Regions from separate parts of the Mus musculus genome. Here region 1 is linked to region 2. The links are chromatin loops, found by intact Hi-C in ENCODE. Cell type or tissue: left cerebral cortex. All regions are shown on one strand. Each heading gives the region's core, and the rest is flanking DNA. Links, peaks and the distances in the headings are about the cores only.

Evidence for each region. Hi-C counts contacts between places; a loop is a spot of excess contacts. Peaks named below come from ENCODE experiments on the same cell type or tissue, not always from the same donor. Only the 100,000 strongest peaks of a DNase experiment are listed, where the experiment ranks them.
Region 1: it touches region 2 in a loop (5-fold over the local background); 20 of 42 quality-filtered maps call a loop at or near these places.

Annotation. Positions count from the first base shown.
Region 1 is chr6:55,946,935-55,957,839 of GRCm38, forward strand. All of the region lies in intron 9 of Itprid1 (ITPR interacting domain containing 1), which reads left to right. Among named protein-coding and RNA genes, the nearest start is that of Ppp1r17, 65 kb to the right of the region's middle. In left cerebral cortex, for the core only: a CTCF peak has its summit at 3,984 (motif pointing left); DNase peaks (open chromatin) are centred at 3,246 and 3,973.
Region 2 is chr6:55,531,550-55,542,454 of GRCm38, forward strand. Gm34441 (a long non-coding RNA gene) reads left to right here and starts at 5,494. Exons shown (of 7, transcript XR_869122.1): 1 at 5,494-5,670. In left cerebral cortex, for the core only: no CTCF peak of the experiment used is centred there; DNase peaks (open chromatin) are centred at 5,104, 5,485, 5,891, 7,276 and 1 more place; H3K4me3 peaks cover 259 bases; H3K27ac peaks cover 298 bases.

The sequences.
Region 1 (10,905 bases), core at 902-8,901, 420 kb after region 2:
CATCATAAACTTGGTAAGTCTTTATTCACTTATGAGGTGCCAGGAATCAAACACAGAGTCCCTGCATGCCAAAAAACAAACAAACAAACAAACAAACAAACAAACAACAAACAGCATGCCAAAGAAACAGCCTAAAAGAAACAGTTTAAAAGAATTAGTTCTTTAGCTTTACAATTCTTTTTTCTCTCTTTTCTATTTTGAATTTTTGCTTTTGATGAACTGCAATGCCATATAAGAGGAATAATTCTTCTTACTATTTGAATTATTAACAAATAACTTGCCAACCAACTAATTGACTTGAACGATAGCATCTCCCAGTCTGCTTCACAAGATAAGAACTATGTTAGGTGAGCATTATAGAGATTAAAATTCCAACTAATGATGCTATTTAGACAAGAGAAAACTTAGATTTTCATAGTATCATGTTATTTGGATTTTTAATTCACTATTTATCTAGTCCTGGGAACTCCTATCCCTCTGTTTTGGAATATGGAATAAACCCAGGTCTAAATTAAAATTTATCATTATATCAAATTCTTCAGGACAATGAATCAGACATACTTCTCAAAATTGGATCTGGTCTCTTTGTTTTTATTGAAGCAATGGCTAATTTAAAAAAGAAAAGAAAAAGTGTACACAGACAAAGAAGGTACTGTTTAAGGAATAAATTCATATACTATTCTATTTTCAGAATATTTATCTAGACTGAAATTGTAACTTGCTTTATTTCAATATCCTGTGTGGCTAACTGTTCCTGGAATATTCATTGCATTAAGCTCACACTCCGTTGGCCTCTTGACCCCCTCTAGGCAGAGGTATATCATGTGGAGGAAGGAAGAGAAGGGGCAGGCATACTGGGTCACTCCTTGGCATGATTACTCTGAAGAGTTCTTTTTAACAGTTTCCAAGGGTCATGCCATTCTTTAAAGAAAACAAGCAGAGAAAGCAGTATGCTGTAACTATGTAGAAATAGAATGAGAATCTGAAGGCCTCCATGGAGAAGGCTGTTTTTACTCAGTTACATATCAGGAAACCATTTCCTCAGATGACAGAAGATGTGTAGAGTTGTGTTAGCTGTGTTTTAAAGTGGACATATGATGCAATAGTTCATATAAGCTAAAGCTCAAATGGAAGACAACAGTTTCTGAATAAAGATATGGCCAAGGTCCACCAAAAGAGGGCAGCCTGTGTGAGGGGATGGTAAGGTGTCGTTCAAAGACCTGCAGCTCCACTAATGTCATACCCATGACCATTAGTATTCCCCAAAGAGAAAATGCCAAAAGTATCAATGACTATGTCTGAAATCATAGAATATACCATAGAAAGTTGAATAGCTGAGGGAAAATTGTCAATAAACACTGACTAGGAGCATAGTCAATACTTTCAATTGTTTGGTATTCGATATCATCAATGGAAGATGAGCTTTAATTTTTACTTTAACTTTTATTTTTAAATAACTTCTTATACAATATAGTTTGATCATATTCTTTTTCCTCCCCTAACTCCTATGACATCTTTGCTCCTCTCCCCTCCCTTCCTCAACTTCATATCTTCAAGTTCTCCCGCCCCCCTCCCTCCTTTCCTCCTCCCTTTCTCTGTAAAAACAAAATACTGACCACGTGTTCTTCCCTAGGAATGTAACTGATATATTCTTTGACTGCATTGAAGAAAACTATCCCTGCCCCCGGAAGCTGTCACTATGCAAATAGTTCCTTGTAAGACCTTGTGCAGGTCTTGTGCATGATGTCACAGTCTCTATGAGTTTATATGTGAATCAGCCCTATTGTGTCTAGAACCTGCTACCTCTTTGGAGTCAAGAGGGTTCATCAACCTTGGCTTCTACAATCTTTATGCTTCCTCTTTCATGTAGATCCCTGAGCATTGAGTGATGGAGTTTGATACAAAGGCACCATTTAAGGCTCAGCATTTCAAAGTTTCTCACTCCCTGAAAACTGTCCAGTTGTGGGTGTTAATTAGTATCTAGTGTCAGAAAAAGTTTCTGAGATGATAGATGAGCCATGCACTGATCCAGTATAACAACATGTTATTAGGAGTTATTTTATTTCTATGATGTTCATTTAACAGAATAATACTTCGTTTTATGCCCATAACCTATCTATTCTCAGGTTCTTGACAATATCAGACGCAGTTTCTATCTCATGGAGTGTGTCTAAATCTAATAAAAAAGTTGTTGGTTATTCCCATAACATCTGTGCTACTATTGCACCAGAGGGTATATCTTGAAGGCAAGCCACTGTTGTAGTTTACAGAATCTGTAGCTGGGCAAAATAGTAAAAATTTAAGATGTCATTAATTCAAGAATAATTCACAAAACATTAAACTACTAGGAAACTAAAAGTTGTTTTTCCAAGTTTCTAAAGAACATAAAAAAAAGAGGGCTTTATTTAGAGACAAAACAAATGCTTACACATGCACACACACACACACACACACACACACACACACACACGCACGCACACATCTTAAGGATTGACTATAAAAAATTCATAATATACTATTTAAACAGAAGGAGGGTACAAAGTGGGTAGTACTACTTTGTTAATGCATACAGGTTCACAGGAGCTCAATGAAAGTGCACTGGGCTAAAATACACAGATATATATAGAAATACTTGTCTTCCCACATGATTAGATAAAGATATTTTTCATTTTCTAAATTGTCTTCACCGTTGTGTACTGTTTTATAATAGTGAATTAATTAATACTTAATGGTATCAAGCCAAATAAATTTACTTTTAGAGAAGTACTTTTTTTCCAGTGACTAAGAAATGTAGCTATTCTGACTGAAGAGTGGAGGAGAAACCGCTAAACCTGGAATAATAGAACAAGGAAAGGGAAAAATTCACAGCTTGCAAAGCATCAGCTGAGGGCTCACGGGCACTCTCAAGTGTGCTGCAGAAATCCTCCATCGGAAAACCTGAACTCTCTAGAACTTCTGGCACGAGTGAAGGCATTGACATGTTTCAGATAGGTTTTTCAAAACCCATGAACATACTATCTCTTCTTCATGCATATCTGGGATGAGACCTGAGGTCAGGAGAGCAGGCATCTTTGCTGACACTGTATAGCATCTAGGGCAGTATAAGACCTGAGGGGACCCAGTGCACATTCTAGGGATGAAGGGTCCCACAGGAACATCTGTAGCCCTGCCTCTGTGCCCTGCACTTCTCACTGCATTAGCAAGGAGTTGACTCACAGCACGAATGTGTGGGACGCCAGAGATGACACAGAAAGGTTTCCAATGGAAGTCAAGCTATCATTGACAGAATGAACCTTGAACGCGTAGGAGCCAACACAAAACTTAGACAAGAATAGCTAATAAGGAAGGCTCTAGAAGGTCCCCCACGGTACCTAATTGGTAACCCCATCTTGACTTATGCGGGGATCTGAAGACAAAACCATAAAGATGTTCCGAAGCATTTGAAATGGCATTCTAAAAATGCCTCCGTGATAGCCACTCCAGCCCAAACAATCCTCGCTGCTTCCTATTGGGCAAAGCCGCCGCTCTTCATCTCAGGTTCCAAGCCCCTCCTGGAGCCCTTTGGTTTTGCGTCATCTGTAAGTCCACACAAGTCCTAAGACATGTGACTCAGCCTTACCCCTGAGAGGTCACAGACTTCCTACCCTGTGACAATGAATGAGAGAGACACTTGGCAATTAAATAGGTAATATCGAATCTATTGATGTAGATGGTTAACCCCAAAGTTCAAGGTTGGACCATGTTTTCTTATTCTGTATGATTTCTTCATGTTCCTTGTCCCTGTAAACCCTGTTTCTTTTCATCTCTTTACAATTTACATTTCAACTCCTTCCCCTCTTTTGTTTCCTGAGATGCTCTACACAAAGACTATTTTCAATGCAACTCAGGTGCTTTTACTATTGACACAGTCCAGAGAGAAGGCTTCTTCTATTGGAAGGTCTTGGCAGAGCCCTGGCTCCTCCGTGGTTGGTGTAATGCTGCCATCTGGTGGTTACTTTGACAAAATGCCTAAGGCATCTTTCCCTTGGGTAGGTAGGCCTGTTAGCTCAGTACAAAGGTGAAGTTTGCAGGCAGGGCTCACCCAGCTGAAATAGTAAAATCTAAATTCTAGAAGGCAGATTTGCACTGTAGAAGTTAATTTCTAGTTGCTATCAATGCTATCCATCACAGTCATGAATTGTGTAAACAGTGAGACTGAATTATAATAGTTAAAATGATGTTCCTTGGGAACTATCATTACATGTTCTTAGATTTACACATATACTATTGGGCATTAACCTCACTCGTCAGAAGCCCAATATAAGAGAATAACAGTTCCTACATAGGAGAGACAGAATCCAAAGCTGGTAGATGTGGCTATAAATCTGCCAGATGAGTCAGTTGGGTATTCTAATAGCGTGTTAGCTAAATATATTATGAGTTTAGCCTCTAGGAGCCATGGGATAGTCAGAGCTGGTGAACTATCAGTTATTGAGAGCAAAATGAAATCAAGCAGAGGTTTGGGTGGTGAGGGGTGTCATTTATCTAGTTTTGGTTTAGAACAGGGACCAATGAGAGGGGAAGTTTGTATGATAAAAATTTTCTAAAAGAAAAAGAAAACCTTCAGGAAGCAAGGTGGACAAAAACAAAACAAAAACAAAAATAAAAACAAAACAAGGCCTCCACTTAGCAGAGTGGACCAAAGCTCCTTGGGAGAAGGTTCCCAGAAAAGGTCCGCTGGCATAAGCTCCAGTTCTCCTAGGCGTGGCCTGGCAGGCTTCAGGGACTGGGTGGGATGGCCCCCTGAGATAGCGCTGCTTCCATTACTCTTCAAAAGCCATGTTCTTGTACCGGAAGTCAAGCCCTCCTGCCTGGGTGTTACCTTGAGGATGTAGCAGTGATAAACGATACTCATTTGTATCTGTCTGTTTGCTTAATAATCCATCATAGCTATCCCAGACTAGGGGATTTCTCATACTTTATCTCTTTTAACTACTACAGCCCTAAGGGGAAGTTTAAAATGAGGAAATCGAGAACTTAGCTGCTGGTAGTCCCTGAAAACACTTTATAAGGGGCAAAGATCTTAGTCTCCTAAAGAAACTAAGCCATCTGTAAATTGCCCCACACATTTCTTATGTCTCTTAGAATGATTCAGGATGTACACATTTGACTTCTAAAGCAAACAAAAACTGAAAATCCTGTTCGTGAGAGCATCATGCTCAACTCTGTTGTTCAGTCACACCATGAAAGGGAAATCTCGGTTTGGTCTTTTGTTAAATTTAATTAAATTTGAGAGATATCACTTGAGTGAGATTTAGCAATTGTGTGTCATTTTACAGGGATACAGTTAATGAAATGTAACTGTTGTCAATACCACAAATACACACCCTTTAGAACAAATGACTCCTACAGTGTAAAGACACATCACATTGTGCCTGTAGCTGTTTACAGTACGTCCTCCTACTCAGAAAAGCTCCATCTATCTGCAAACCTTAAACTGTAACTATTACAAATGTGTTGAATATATGAAAGATGTAGACTTTTATCTTTGCTGTTCTTTAAGCAACTTTTATATACCATTTAAATTATAGTAGGTATTGTAAATAATCCAAGATGATTTTAAGACGGAAGGACAGTTGCGCATACGTCACATGCAAATATCGTGGTATTTTGTGTGAGAGATTTGAGTAGCTGCAGTTTTTACTATTCTGAGGGATGGAGTTCCATGAAACCAGTCACCTACAGATCTCAGGACCAAAAGTATTTCCATTTGGATCAGGTTGTTAGAGACTAACCAGTTTATGGACAGATTTTGGCTTAGTGGCAGAACATTGCTTCCTCTGAGCATGGCAAGGATAATAGCAGCCATCAGCCATCATACATCACACTGATGGCTCCTGCTCCAGAACAAGAATCTTGAAAATTGTTCTGGAAAAGTGAGTAGCAATAGTGTCCAGGTGATGCCTAAAACACTTCACTAAAGCAAGTGGCTCCACATCCTGTTTTGCCTCCCCTGCCCTGAGTCTTAAATCCTCTTACTTAGGAATTTTCTCTCTTGATGCTATAGGCCAGGGGTGATGAAGGAGATGTGGAAGTTAGTCCTGCTTACTGAATATCTACAGTCAGGGCCTCCTGAGGTGAAACAGGCTGTCGGGGGACCTAAAGCACATATGGTAGCTTGAAGTAGGAAGCTCATGTAGAAAGTGTTCAGGGATGGTCTGCTCACTTACCTGATGAGTAGATGGGCTCTATGTAAAGTAGTCAGGGCATTGTGTGAAAAATATTAGAAAATCTACACAAAGCTTTTACACTGTTATTATAACAATTATCACATAATTTACAAACATTACATAAATTACAAAATAGGTGATTTACTTCCTAACTTCAAAAGTACCCGGAGAAGTTGTTTTGTTTTGTTTTGTTTTGTTTGTTTGTTTGTTTGTTTGTTTTTTCAAGACAGGGTTTCTCTGTATAGCCCTGGCTGTCCTGGAACTCACTTTGTAGACCAGGCTGGCCTCGAACTCAGAACTCCTCCTGTCTCTGCCTCCCAAGTGCTGGGATTAAAGGCGTGCACCACCACGCCCAGCTACCTGGAGAAGTTTTTTAAAATAATATTTTTATTTTATTACTTTTTGAAATTTCATACATCTATGCAATGTATTTCGATCCTATTCACTCACCACCTCTCTTCAGTGTTCCCTAGGATCCACCCCATCTCATTTCTTTTGTTGTTGTTAGAAACTCCCTGAGTCCAACTAATGCTGCCCACATGCAGACATCATCTTCTCTCCCCATTCTCCTTCTCTCCACTAAAACTTTAACCTTGAAAATTACCCCACTTGCCTTTCATGTTGTCTATGTTCAGCTGACAAGTTATAATGCTGGTTGAATTTGATTTTAACAAGATCAACCAGCTCTTAAATATGTGACACAAATTAAGTATTATAAAATAAATCTCTATAAATATGTGACATACAATAAGACAAAAAGGCCACCAAAAGATTGGGAAAGGATCTTTACCTATCCTAAATCAGATAGGGGACTAATATCCAATATATATAAAGAACTCAAGAAGGTGGACTTCAGAAAATCAAATAACCCCATTAAAAAATGGGGCTCAGAACTAAACAAAGAATTCTTACCTGAGGAATACCGAATGGCTGAGAAGCAACTGAAAAAATGTTCAACATCCTTAATCATCAGAGAAATGCAAATCAAAACAACCCTGAGATTCCATCTCACACCAGTCAGAATGGCTAAAATCAAAAATTCAGGTGACAGCAGATGCTGGCGAGGATGTGGAGAAAGAGAAACACTCCTCCATTGTTGGTGGGATTGCGAGCTTGTACAACCACTCTGGAAATCAGTCTGGCAGTTCCTCAGAAAACTGGATACAGTACTACCGGAGGATCCAGCAATACCTCTCCTGGGCATATATCCAGAAAATGTCCCAACCGGTAAGAAGGACACATGCTCCACTATGTTCATAGCAGCCTTATTTATAATAGCCAGAAGCTGGAAAGAACCCAGATGCCCCTCTACAGAGGAATGGATACAGAAAATGTGGTACATTTACACAATGGAGTACTACTCAGCTATTAAAAAGAATGAATTTATGGAATTCCTAGGCAAATGGATGGACCTGGAGGGTATCATCCTGAGTGAGGTAACCCAATCACAAAGGAACTCCCACAATATGTACTCACTGATAAGTGGATATTAGCCCAGAAACTTAGGATACTCAAGATATAAGATACAATTTGCTAAACGCATGAAACTCAAGAAGAACGAAGACCAAAGTGTGGACACTTTGCCCCTTCTTAGAAATGGGAACAAAACACCCATGGAAGGAGTTACAGAGACAAAGTTTGGAGCTGTGTCAAAAGGATGGATCATCTAGAACTTGCCATATCCAGGGTTCCATCCCATAATCAGCTTCCAAACGCTGACACCATTGCATATACTAGCAAGATTTTGCTGAAAGTACCCAGATATAGCTGTCTCTTGTGAGACTATGCCGGGGCCTAGCAAACACAGAAGTGGATGCTCACAGTCAGCTATTGGATGGATCACAGGCCCCCCAATGGAGGAGCTAGAGAAAGTACCCAAGGAGCTAAAGGGATCTGCAACCCTATAGGTGGAACAACATTATGAACTAACCAGTACCCCAGAGCTCTTGACTCTAGCTGCATATGTATCAAAAGATGGCCTAGTCGGCCATCACTGGAAAGAGAGGCTCATTGGTCTTGCAAACTTTATATGCCCCAGTACAGGGGAACGCCAGGGCCAAAAAGTGGGAGTGGGTGGGTAGGGGAGTGGGTGGGGGGGTATGGGAGACTTTTGGGATAGCATTGGAAATGTAAATGAGGAAAAATATCTAATAAAAAGTATAAAAAAAATACATTGTATGAAATTCCCAAAGAACCAATATTTAACATATTGTTTTTAAAAAAATTCAACTGTATCAAAAATAGCAATAAATTTAGTATGTGGGTGTCTAAAAAAGAATATGTGACATAAATTATCATAAAATAAATCATAAAAATTATTTATTTTTATTTATTTATTATTTATAAATATTTATTATTTTCATTGATAGTTAACAACAAATATTCTATTACTAGTATTAAATGTTCTATAAAAATTGAATGTTATACTTGGGTGTTTACTTGATTGGCTCTTTCCCTATAACCTGCTCTATGTTATAATAATTCTTATTTTCATACACTCAAAGGGTTTTTGTAATAAGCCCATTGCTATATTATTATCATTTTTGTTAACATAGTCAATTTCCCCCCAAAGTAGGGATCAAACACAGAATTTTAACAATGCTAGGCAACTGCTCAACCACTGGGTTTGCCCCCAGTCTTCACTTATCTTTGAAAGGAGTTAAACCTTTTTAAATGTGTGTTTGATGCTTCCTTTCAGGCTTTTCACAGTCTGGCCTCCAAAGGAGTCACTTCCCTATTTTCCCAGGATTATTTTCAAAGATAATTCTCCTTCTGCTTTTATGTTAAGTGTATATAATACGCCTCTCCAGTGGAGTGGATTTTAAGACTTTTTCCTCTTCGTTGTTGGTATTAAATTATTTGTTTCTGATGTGCCTTGGTGTAGCTTTCTTCATGTTCTGTATGCCGGGGGGTGGGGAGGGATTGTTTCTGTCAAACACTTCATGTGTTCTCCATTCTCTTTGGAATTTTCCAGTTATTAAAATATCTATTCACTCAGAGAGGTGGCACCATGTATTGGTGTGATTTTCATCACTTAAATTCTTGTTTTCCCTATGCAAATTTGATTTGGGATCATTTCTATAAGCTATGTATTTCTTTCATTAGTTGTTTTTATTACACAATCCTTCATTTGCTTTTAATCTTATCCATTATGAACTATCATAAGCAGTATAGTTTTCATCATCTTTAGTTTGATTTGGGTCTTTAAACAGACATACACACACACACACACACACACACAGCATCAATGTCTGCACTTAACACATTTCATCATATTCCTTGGCCATATGGCATATAGTCATAAGTGTTTAATGTCCTTGTCTGATCATTCTAACATCAGGATCAATTCTTTATTTGTTTTCATTTGCTGGTGTTCTGCCTTCCTGTTTGGGTCACATTTACCGGCTTCTTTTATAGTTAATTATATTCCTTCATTGGCAATTTCTTTCCTGTATATAATGTATTTTGATTACTCTTCCCCACCTGCTCTTATCTCCCTCCCACCCTCTTTCCTACAAATATCTTTCCCACATTCTTGCCTTTTTTGTTGTTGTCTTGTGTGGTGTGACCCAGAGTTTCATAAGGGCAGTCTATGTGACCATAGGTTTGGAACTATGCATTGAAGAGGGTGGACACACATTTGACATACCTGGTATCTTGTAGTAGATGCTAAGTGGTATGGATTTAATTTTGCATGTGGTAAGTATTGGTGGATTCCTAAAAAGCTATTATTGAATTTACTTCTGAGGCAGAGTTGAGCTACCAGGAAATACTCTGATGAATTGGAGTATTATTATTATTATTGTTATTATTATTATTATTATTATTATTATTATTATTATCTTTAAGCTTTTCCAGTCCTTATCCTTCTCCCATTTTGTCCTCCCATTTGTTCCTCATTCCATTCCTCCTCCCCCATATCCAAGAGGATATCCCCACCCCACACATAGCCCTACTTGCCCCCACACTCTGCCAGGTCTATACCCTGGAGCCTCAAGTCTCTCAAGGGTTAGGTGTGTCTTCTCTCATTGAGACCAGACCAGGAAGTCCTCTGCTGAATGTGTCAGGGACCTTATATCAGCTACTGTAATTTGCCTGTCTGGTGGCTCAGTGTCTGAGAGATCTCAGGGGTCCAGGTTTGTTGAGGCCACTGGTCTTCCTATGGGGTCACCCTCCTCCTCAACTTCTTCCAGCCTTTCCTTAATTTAACCACAGTGATCTCTGACTTCAGACCATCGGTTGGGTGTAACTATCTGCTTCTGTCTCAGTCAGCTGCTTGTTGGTCCTTTCCGAGGGCAGCCATGGAAGGCCTCTGGTTTTAAGTACATCATAGCATCAGTAAGAGAGGCCCTGGAGCCTCTCCTTGAGATGATGGGTCCCTATTTGGACTGGTCACTGGACCTTCTTTTCCTCAGTCTCTTCTCCATTTTTATCCCTGTAGTAGTTCTTTTAAATAGGAACAATTCTGGGTCAAAGTTTTTGACTGTGGGATGGCAACCCTACCCTTCAACTTGTACCCTGTCTTTCTACTGGAGGTGGATTCTACAGGTTCCTTCTCCCCACTATTGAGCATTTCATCTAAGGTCCCTCCCTTTGAGTTTTGAGAGTCTCTCACCTCCCAGGTCTCTGGTACATTCTATAGGGTCCCCCTACTCCCCAACTTCCACGGTTGTATATTTCCATTCATTCTGCTGGC
Region 2 (10,905 bases), core at 1,160-9,159:
ACCTACTGCCTCATGGCTTCTGTGATGGCTTTACTGTCTTTTAGGCTACTACAGCACTAGCTTCCTCCCTGCTGTTCCCTTACTCTAGTTAAAAGAGGTTTTGACAATGACATCATTTCTCATTATCATTATAAAGTCAGGAGCATTGTGTTGGAAGATGTTTTCAAACAAATCAAAGTAGAAGTAATTTTCTATCAAGAGACATTCATGAAAAAGTTGCAGGGAGAGAGAGGGGGGCCTCAGAGCTCAGTGGTTAAGAGCATTGCTGACTATTCTTGTAGAAGACTGAGGTTCCCAGTCATAGTTCCCAGTAGATAGATGGTATGGTGGTTTGAATATGCTTGGCCCAGGGAGTGGCACTATTAGGAGGTGTGGCTTTGTTGGAATAGGTGTGGCCTTGTCAGAGGAAGTATGTCACTGTGGGCATAGGCATAGAGGAGACTGGACTGCCTGAAATAGCCACAGCATAATTGTTTGGCCAGTTGGCTTTAACTGTGATGAATGAATTTTTCATTCTAGAATGAAAAATCTACCAGAAAAACAAAAACTAAAAACAAAACAACACAAAAACCAAAAACCAATCACAACCAAACCAAACCAAACCAAACCAAAAAAATACCCACATAAAAGAACTAGGATAACTAAAGCAACTCAGAACAAAATGACACTGTTGGAGATAGCACATCTGTTTTCAAGTCATACCATAGCTCCATAGTAATAAAAAAGGCATGGCAATGTCACAAAAGAGACACATAGACTATAGAACAGAATGGAAGGCCCAGATAGATGTCAATGTAGCTGCCTGAGTTTTGACAAAAATGTCAAAAATAAATGTTGGAATAAAGATACATCTTCTACAAATGGTGCTGTGAAACATGGCTTTAAACATGGAGAAAAATGAAGCTAGAGCTTTACCTTTGACCCTGTACAAAACTCAATTGCAAATGGATCAAAGACCTCAACATAAGGACATGGAATGGAAATTTTTGGTTTCTTTGGAGACTTAGTTGTGTCATGTGATGTTTTTCTGTCTTATGAAAGTTGCTGAAACAGATACGAAGGAGGATATTATGCTGAGAACAGACATATGGGGTTTTCTAGAAGTTGCATGGAAAAGAAGCAGGTGATGTTTTGCTAGAGTGGATGCTTGAGAGAACACGTGATGTTTGAAGTGGATATAAATATAACCCAATAGACAGTAGATGCTCTGTATGGTATTGGTTCACCTTGCCACTCTTTGCTGGTCATTGTGTGGCATGACTTCATAGAAAGAAATGCCACCAAAGGTTACATATATACACTCCTGATGGTGTTCTGGTGGCTTCTTGCTGCTTCCACATATTCTGGCCGATTGGCAGAGTCTCACAGTTTCTTCTGGGTAGAACTGCCATTGTTGATTCATGAATGGTGTTTGCAAGTGGATCAAGCAGCCAGTGCTGATCACTGTGAACTGCACTGCTGATATCCTGAGAACAAAGACTGGCTTTGCTCCAAATAAATTTTTCCAAACAGATCCACATTCTCCTTTACTTGATTAACCTTTCCTTTCCACTACCTCTGATGGGTGATGGGCTAGAAAGTTACAGCATTTAAGAACGCTTATTGAAAATAGGTTTTGCAAGGAGCTAAAGGGATCTGAAACCCTATAGGTGGAACAACAATATGAACTACCCAATACCCCCCAGAGCTCATGTCTCTAGCTGCATATGTATCAGAAGATGGCCTAGTTGGCCATCAGTGGAAAGAGAGGCCTATTAGTCTTGCAAACTTTATCTGCCTCAGTACAGGGGAACACCAGGGCCAAGAAGTGGGAGTGGGTGGGGGAGCGGGTGGGGGACTTTTGGAATAGCATTGGAAATGTAAATGAAATAAATACCTAATAAAAAACAAAATATAAAAAACAAAAGAAAATAGGTTTTGAAAACTATAAATCTATAAAGACCTGAGACCCAGAAACCATTAGAAGACAAAGTAGATCGCTTCTCGGCCTTTTGGCTAAGATCAAGTGTAGAAGAAAAAGTAGAGAGCATGCTTCAACTTATAGGTGCAGGAAAGGACTTTCTGAATAGTAAATAAGACCATAAAATGGACATCTCACAACACTAGAAAGGTTACATATAGGAAAGAAAGCTGTGGGGAAATGGGTGAGAATGCTGTTGTCAGGAGTCCTTACTGGTAACATGTTTGAAAGTGTGAAGAGTGCTGTGGACACACACTTTCAACATTTCATTTTTGTTTCAACATATTAATTGTGTACATGTATGTCTCCATTCCTAAGTCATTTAAAAAGTATGAATTCTGTCCCTTTTATCCTTCTTATGATTCCCAAGCAATACAAAGTGATGATAGTATTCCTTCCTGTGTATAGGCGCCCATCTGCTCTTTAATTTATACTCATGGGAATCAGTTTTGTATATACAGTGGACTCTGTTCCAAAGGGGATTTTCCAGTCCTGAGAAGTAGTAGCAGTCAAGGCATTTAAATTTCATCACTTACAATAAATTGGTCCCTGTTTGGAAAACACTTGAGAGCTAAATTATTTATTTAATCACTTTCATTTGTGAGAAGAGAACTAAGCATAAGGACCATATAGAAATGACTACTTGAGAAATAGTCAGTTTTTACTGTTCAGAGCCAACTAAAAATCCACATCCAATATTATGTTCATATTTTCCTCTTTTGACTCAGTTCACATAGTGAAGCTTAAGGAAAGACCAGGCAGGTACTCACTAAGTACACTTAGCTTCTCAAGTAGTTAGCTAGAAAAGGCAACATTTAGTAATAATTTACTGTGTAAATGCAATTATTTTTGGATATTAAAACATTTATTAATTTTTATTTTATATGTATAGATATTTGCCTGCACATATGCATATGTGTCATGTGCGGGTTCCCATGATAGTCAGAAGAGAATTTTAGAGCCCCTGGAACTGGAGTCAAACATGGTTGTGAGCTTCTGTGTAAATATTAGGAACAGAATCTGGGTCTAGAACAGAATCTGTTCTTAACGGCTGAGCCACCTCTCCATCCCCAAGTTAGGAAATTCTAGTATTGATTCTTAATTATTTTTACAAGACATTTGTAAGGCATCACTAATTTATTCATTTACTTGTTTAAATTTGTTGATCGATGATTCAAAATATTTCTATGTAGCCCAGTCTATCCTTGGAATACTATGTAGAATAGGCTAACATCAAAGTTGCAGTGAGCTTCCTCCCTTAGCATCCTGTGCCACTATGGCCAGCCCAGTGTCATCACTAGTAAAGTTGATTAAATAGAGGCAAGAGAGGCAAGCATGCTTCCAAGCTGTGATCTTATATGAGCCAGCAATAGAAAGAGGACTTGAGGCACATCTGTGGGACCCCCAAGCTCTCCTCTTTCCACCACCAAAGGTGTTTAGAAGAACTTGAATGTGCCATAGGAGTGGACTGCTGCAGGAAGCACCCTGCTCCAGTTGGCCTGAGGAGCTGGTTCCCACGGCCCTACTACTTGCTGTGTGTCAGACATCCCCCTCAGGCTCAGTTAAGCATCTGCTGCAAGAGGGAATTGTCCTTGCTAAAGTAAACAAATGTAAAATGTGCTCTTCAGTTTGGCTTTCCAGAGGGATCACATCTGCCCCTCTGGGGTAGGACTGGGAGTCACTTCTCAGTGTCTAACCTTGACAGGCTCTTTGTGCAGAGGGTGCTGGTGTGCCAAGGTGCTATGTTCCAGCAGACATGGGACTCCATTTGCATCAGTGGTGCTGACTGGGTGGGCACCTAGGTCCTGACTGTCTTGTATCATGTAGAATGGTCTAAGCAAGAACAAAATTGGATTTGGGTCATTCTATGCTGATGCCTACATGTTTGCTCTTTGAAAAAAAAAAACACAACTTCATGGAGTTACAAACTTATTAGTAATTTGCAAATCACTTTCCCCTAATTATTGTCATACTATATATATTTATGAAAGTGCAGTATAGAAATATATAAGGTAGACCATAAAAGTTTATTTCATTGTCTTACCACAGTTGCTTGTTGCATTTTCCATGCCTTTTATGCTTCATGCACATGCCAGAAATTATTTCTTGAAACAAGTGTATAAAAGGGAATTGTAATTTCTGTTTTTCCAGGTAATAAAAATGAGACACAAGATTCAGTCACCTACCTAAAAGGTCAAGACCATTGTCTTCATCATTGTCCAGGCTGGACTGAATTCTTAACTGCTTAGAAGGCTTTCTGTCTTGGCTGGAACAGTAGGCTTACTTACATGACTTCTCCCATAGCCCAGAATTTGAGTTGGAGCTGCAATAAGTCTGCAGTGTAGGCTTTTCGTATGTCCCCAAGATTCCTTAGGACTTGTTACAAATCCACAGCTGTGTGTGTGTGTGTGTGTGTGTGTGTATCTGTGCGGCGTGTGTGTTGATGTATCTTCTCTTGGACTCTGTGGCTAACATTTCACACACAGAAGTTTTTCACTTCTACATTTAAACCCTCTTCAGTTTTGCCTTGCCAAAAATGTCTTTCAGCTCTCACCAGATAAGCTTCCCATTTACTCAAGCGTAATTATCATCAGCACCAACGTGCTGAAGCAACTCATGAACTGTTCATACATCCAAACTTCCCCGTTCTTCCAGTGTCTCCACTCTCTCTGGGAAGAAGAGTTAAAAACTGCACCTGAACCTTCCTTGGCTTCTCTTTGACTTCTCAAGAAACAGAACTCACTTCAGAAAGAATTAGTGGCTTGTATGTTGTATAAGTACAAGAAGAAGAAGAAGAAGAAGAAGAAGAAGAAGAAGAAGAAGAAGAAGAAGAAGAAGAAGAACAACAACAACAACAACAACAACAACAACAACAACAACAACAAAATCAACAATGGAAAAGGGCTTCTAAGTCATTGGCTGTCAATCTTATCCTTCAGATAAAAGGCCCTTCCTGCCTTTAAAAACAGTAGTCATGTGAAAGTCTACCTAGGAACACTCCTCTCCTGCATCATGGGTTGAGAAGTACACTGGACTCTAGGATCTTTCAAGGTCTGTGTTAAATGAGATCTGTCAGTTCTATCTTGGGAGTAAAACAGCATTGTAGGCCCTGCTGGGGCTGACTCACCCAGAGCAGCACAGGATGCTAGAAAAGCCTTACTTACGGGAGCTTTCCCTTTTCTCTCTATCTTCAGCTGCCCGGTGCTTCCTGGTGATTGCCATCTGAAGTTGAGGTTTCTCTGGCCATGTCTGGCATGCTTTTCTGCAATTATGTAGATGGAAAATGGGCAGAGAGAGACATTACCCACCTAGTGAAGGGAGAAGAGAAACTAGCAACCTCTAAAAGTTGTACAGGAAGCAATATTAATTAAGAAAAAAAAGCCCTAGTTTTTAGAAATCATTTTTTTTGAGAACGATTAGGTCAATCGGAAATGAGAACAGCAGCTCAGCATCCATCATGGGGAACGAAATGAAGATTCCGTGGTTGGTGTGGGCTAAAATTAGTAGCAGGACAGATTTAGAGAGAACTAGCATGTTTTCTCCCTAAAGGGAAATGTGATCATTAGTCAACAGCTAGCTATGTTGGGATATGTACTAACTAAATATACTCTATACTTTGGAATCTCCAAGAATTTTCTAGGAACAAGTGTAGCTGGTTCATCTTTTCTCAATGAGCTGACTGAGGGGCTAAAAAGGGAGAGGAGAAGAAGGTACGCTCGCTTTATTTTTATTTTTATTTTTGTTATGTGAAAATACTCCTGGGATGTTGTGCTAAAATTGAAGGACTGCTTAAATTATTTTGTTAAATTTTAACTTAATTTGATGTTATGTGTATGATGTCTTATAGGCATGTATGTCTGGACATGTGTGTGCCTCGTGCCTATGGAGGCTAAAAGAAGGCATTGGATCTTGTGGAACTGGGGTTAGCGACAGTTGTGAGCTGCCATATGGGTGCTTGGAGTTAAACCTAGGTCTGTAGGAAGAGAAGCAAGTGCTCTTAACCACTGCACCATCTCTTTAGGTCTTGAAGGAACTCTGAGATAAACAGTCTGAGAAACTGATGATACAGGACCTATGATGAAACAGGAGCAAATTGACTTTAAGTCTGTGGAGTTATTCATGACTGTTAACAAATGTTTAAAGCCTTAGCCAGGTAATGTGCACAGTGCTGGGGTTACATGGAAAGGGATAGAACCATATCTCTGTGTTTGGCACACTTGCTATTCTAGAAATAAAATGAGGCTGATTCTATCTACTTCAAAAGAGCAAAGTAGGAATAACAGAGCACTTATGAAGGGCAGCGTTCCTCCTAACACAGGACTAGCATTTTTACATACAGATGTGTCCCACACAGGAAAGGGCTATTTAAGAATCTGCAACTCTTCATGTGGTGTCTGGGGGACTCATGCACATGATTCTTGTTTGGGAGAGGATCTTAGTTCTTTTCCTGTTTCCTGAGCTTGTGTTTCTGAGTCATAACATTTAATATAAGAAAAAAGTTGAAATAGCCAAATAATGAAGGGCTAATGGCTTAAACCAATTAAAACATTGCAAATATTTGCTAACCTTTATGGAGGGTATCCTGGGATGTCGGGAGTACTGAGCCATACTGAGCCATAAATACTTGTCTTACTTCCTTTCTCTGGCTGAGAGAGATGAGCATGTGCCAGCCATTCTGCAGTTGTTGTCATGATCAAATGCTTTAGAGAAACAACTTAAAGGTAGATGAATTTATTTTGATTCATGGTTTCAGAGGTGGAAACTCATTATCGTGGGGCAGGCAGAACAGAACAGCTCAATTCCTGGCAAGCAGGAGAGAGAGAGAGAGAGAGAGAGAGAGAGAGAGAGAGAGAGAGAGAGACAGAGACAGAGACAGAGACAGAGACAGACAGAGACAGACAGAGAGACAGACAGAGAGAGACAGAGAGAGACAGAGAGACAGACAGAGACAGACAGAGAGAGACAGAGACATAGAGGCAGACACAGCAAGGCACAGAATGACAGGGACAGCTAGACTGAGATAAGTAGATAGATAGGTAGATAGATAGATAGATGCCCACATAGGCTGGCTTTCTGCCCCTATTCTTTTATCACAGTCTCCCCTCAGTGAATCATCCTTGGAAATGCCCCCTCAAACAAGTTAGGTATGCCTTACTCCTATCCTAGGCATTTCTCAAATTCATCAAAGCCAGAACTGACCGCCACAAAGCTAACTCATAGGAAGCAAAGGAGCAGGGCTCACGCTGTGCCTTCACTTCCTGTGTAAGTGACTCTGAGACTGAACTTACATTTACTGATAAGTACATTAGCTCATGTGACAGTGTGTCAAAAATGATCAAACTGAGGGACAGGGAGGCCCTGTGGAAAATAGGAGGATTTAGTGTGTGGCTCATACCTAGGTTTTGCTCTATCTCTGCCTCTGTCCTTAATTAGGTGTCTCACAAAAGTGCAAAGAAGAGGAAGGGGACTCCCCAGATATAAAATTTTATTCGTAAACAGAACTCAGCTAGTGGAACAATAGAAACGGAAAACTCCAGTAATTGAAGATATTAAAACAATTCGTTCTGATTGTAGGAGCCATCCAGATCTGCCCCACTGGGGGTCACTTTGCTAGGTATTTCAGACTTAGTGTGGGAGGCATTGAAGGGATGGCTCTTTCCTCCTAAAGGAAGTTGGGAAATGCAGGCAGAGCACAGGAACTGCCTGGAATGTGGGCTGCAGCTTGCCCACTGGCTTTTCTCAAGTATCCCCCTCCACAGGCTTTTGCAATATTAATCAGTGAAGTCTCGAAGTGATCATTTGCTTCCTCCAACACTGCATCTTTCCCGCCTGCGGTCCTTGCCTACCGTCACCCAGCATCGCACGCCAGCAGAGAGATGGGCAGCAGAATGGGAAGCAGATAGATCAAAGCAGCCCGGTTTCCAGGCAGAAGAATTCTTCTGTGTTTCTCAGCAACGGAGGACTCTACCACTCTTGGAGAGTGTGTTGGATGCCAGATAACTGCAGGAGAATACAAATCTTCCTGCATAATAACCACATGCTCATTTTTACTACAACGCGACTGTCCTTTTGCAGAAAAACCTTTGCAGAAGCTGTTGGGAGAAGGGCGAGTTGGGTTGTATTAAGTAGTCTTATGTTAAGTATTTAGTAATCTCATCACCTCTACTAACGTTTCAGAAAATGCCAATACCCTGCCTGAGGAGGCCGGTAGGGAAGCTTCTTTTTATTAGTAGTTTATACTCTTTCATAGGGGGAAAACCCAAATATGGACACACATGTACACATATACACACATACATACACACACAGAGCGAGAGTGAGAGAGAGAGAGAAGAAGAAGAAGTAGGAGGAGGAAGAGGAGGAGGAGGAGGAGGAGGAGGGGGAATGAGAGAGGGAGGGAGAATTTCTGCCAAGTCAGCTTTTCCTTTTCTTGCATGGTTCTCACACCCAGTTTGGATGGAGGGCCTGTTGGCCTAAGTATCTTCCCCACCTGCAGTAACTTTACTGCAATCTCAGTTTTTTCTTGGTGTGTGTGTGTGTGTGTGTGTGTGTGTGTGTGTGTTATAACCTGCTTGGGCTTCTCAGTAGAGACTTGGCATTGTGGTGTTTCTTAGTTGTTCTCAGCAGTGGTTCCTGCTGCAGTGTCAGGCGGTTGGTCAGTACAGCCCGGTTTGTCAGTGATTTAGTGATGTGACCACTAGGCTTACGTGTGTGTGACTTTCTTGCTATATATGCATATTTCTTCTAATACTATTAAACAGATATTGTCCCCTCCCCCTTTCCTCATCCAAACTCTGCATTATGTGGTGGTCGTTTTAAAATGTGCAGAAAAGGACTAGATAACTTCACAGCAGAATTGGAGAGCGTGTGTACCAGGATCTCATCCTTTCTCCTCAGACATTCTACGGTAAAGCCACACAGGTGATGCGATTCGTTGCTGCCATCAGCACTCAAAGCATGTATTGAGAGAAGCCATTTGGGGGCAGAATTAAGGAGTTTAGGCCCTGATAGAGAAATAGCAGCCATGGCTGCCAGGAACAGGGGTGGCTGATCAGGGTGCTCTGGAAGGTCAGGGCCAGCAGAGAGCTCCTGTCTCTAACATTGCCCCTTGAAGATCACTGCTTGTCCTCTCTGTTACAATCTGATGGGAGATGTATGCATGTTGTCCATTTTAGTGAAATGGGCTGGCTGCCGTGTGGGAAGTGGACTGGGCCAGGATAAAGAGAAGCAAAGGAGTGTTAGCTATGGTTGCTACAACTCTGAGGAGAAATGAAGGTGAGGCCAGGAGAAGGGCCAAACTGTGACACAGTTTGACAGAGTTGACAGTGCTGCTGCCACACTGGGTGTGGCTGAGAGGGATCAGTCATGCTCAAACTTTAGCATCAGCAACTGGGCATGTGGAATTGCTGTTTACAGAACATGGAGATGAAGGTGATGACTAGACTATGGAGAAGAAGCAGGAGGTTAACCATGGGCACTGTAAGTGTGAGGGACCAGGTTTTCAGTGGAGGCACTGTGTTGCAGGTGGCTACATAAGCTTCGCATAGGTGGTGAAGGCCAAGGCTATGTGTGTGCTTCAGGATGTTAACGTGGAAAGGGCAGTAAAGGCATGGGTGTACATCTAAGTACATCTAAGTTTCCACATATTAATAGAGAAAAGAGGGGCATCAGGCCTGAGGCAGATCTCAGGGGCATCCTCACTGGAGACCAGAAAGGAGGAAGAGCCACGAGAGGAGACTGGGAAGAAATGGGTAGTGAAATAGAGGGAAAACTACGGACATCTAATTGACCATAACAAACAAAAACAAACAAAAATCCTGGTACAAATGGCCACTACAATGCTGATGAATGCCTAGGAGATTATTTGGGAAGAGAATACAGGGAAGATATCTGGACTGATGACATAGCCATGCATGGACAGATAGAGCAATATGGAGGTGCTCAAGACACTGAGCTGAACATAGGCAGATGACTAGCAATTCCCCTTATTTAGACCAGAGAACCTATGAGCACTGCATGGGGATCTTTATCAGGATTTTTGTTGGAGCAAAGTGTGGGACAACAAGGAATTAGAAGCTACTAAGACACCCAGCAAGAGCAAATTGCATCAAGTGTGTTTTGTGCACAAATGGAATATAATAAAGCAGCCAAAAATAATATGCATGTACACACAAACGTGTATACACGTATATAGGCATATATGCACAGATGTATATATATCAATACTGAATTGATTTCACATGTGATATTTAAATCATTTAAAATTTTCTTGGTGTTAGTGGAAACTGACCCATTGACTCTAGGTACCTTTTCATATGCTATTCAAACACTTTTACACTGAGCTATAACCCTGCCCTCTTTAGACATTTTTTTTTCAAACTTTGAGACAAGATCTCAGTTACCTAGATTGACCCCAGGCTCTTTCTGTACATCCGGTAAGAGTTAAAATGATCCTCTGGCCTCAGCCACATAGATACCTAAGTATCTGGGACCACAGGACTGGCAGAAAGCAAAAGGGAGAGAGGAAGGGAGAGTGAGACAGAGAGGCCACATTTATCATATGATGTTTCCATTATTTCTACTATATAAAGTTTAAAATGAGAACTTTACAACTTGGATGATGCCCAGTTAATATCACTACTTTTGCTTCAGGCCCCAGTGATGGTAACAGAGGAGCTCAGGGAAAACACAAGTAGCTTTTAGGATGATTTTGCATGATTAAAAGCAGGGCCTGTTAGGGATTCTGATGCATGCCATCAGATGTCAAGAGACAAGAAGTGCACACATGTCTGTGTCTCCCTGATCATGTCTGTGTCTCCCTGATCATGTCTGTGTCTCCCTGATCATGTCTGTGTCTCCCTGATCATGTCTGTGTCTCCCTGATCTCTCCTCTTACAAAGTCTCCAGGATTCACTCCCGGGCTCCCTGTTGATGTTGTAGAATCT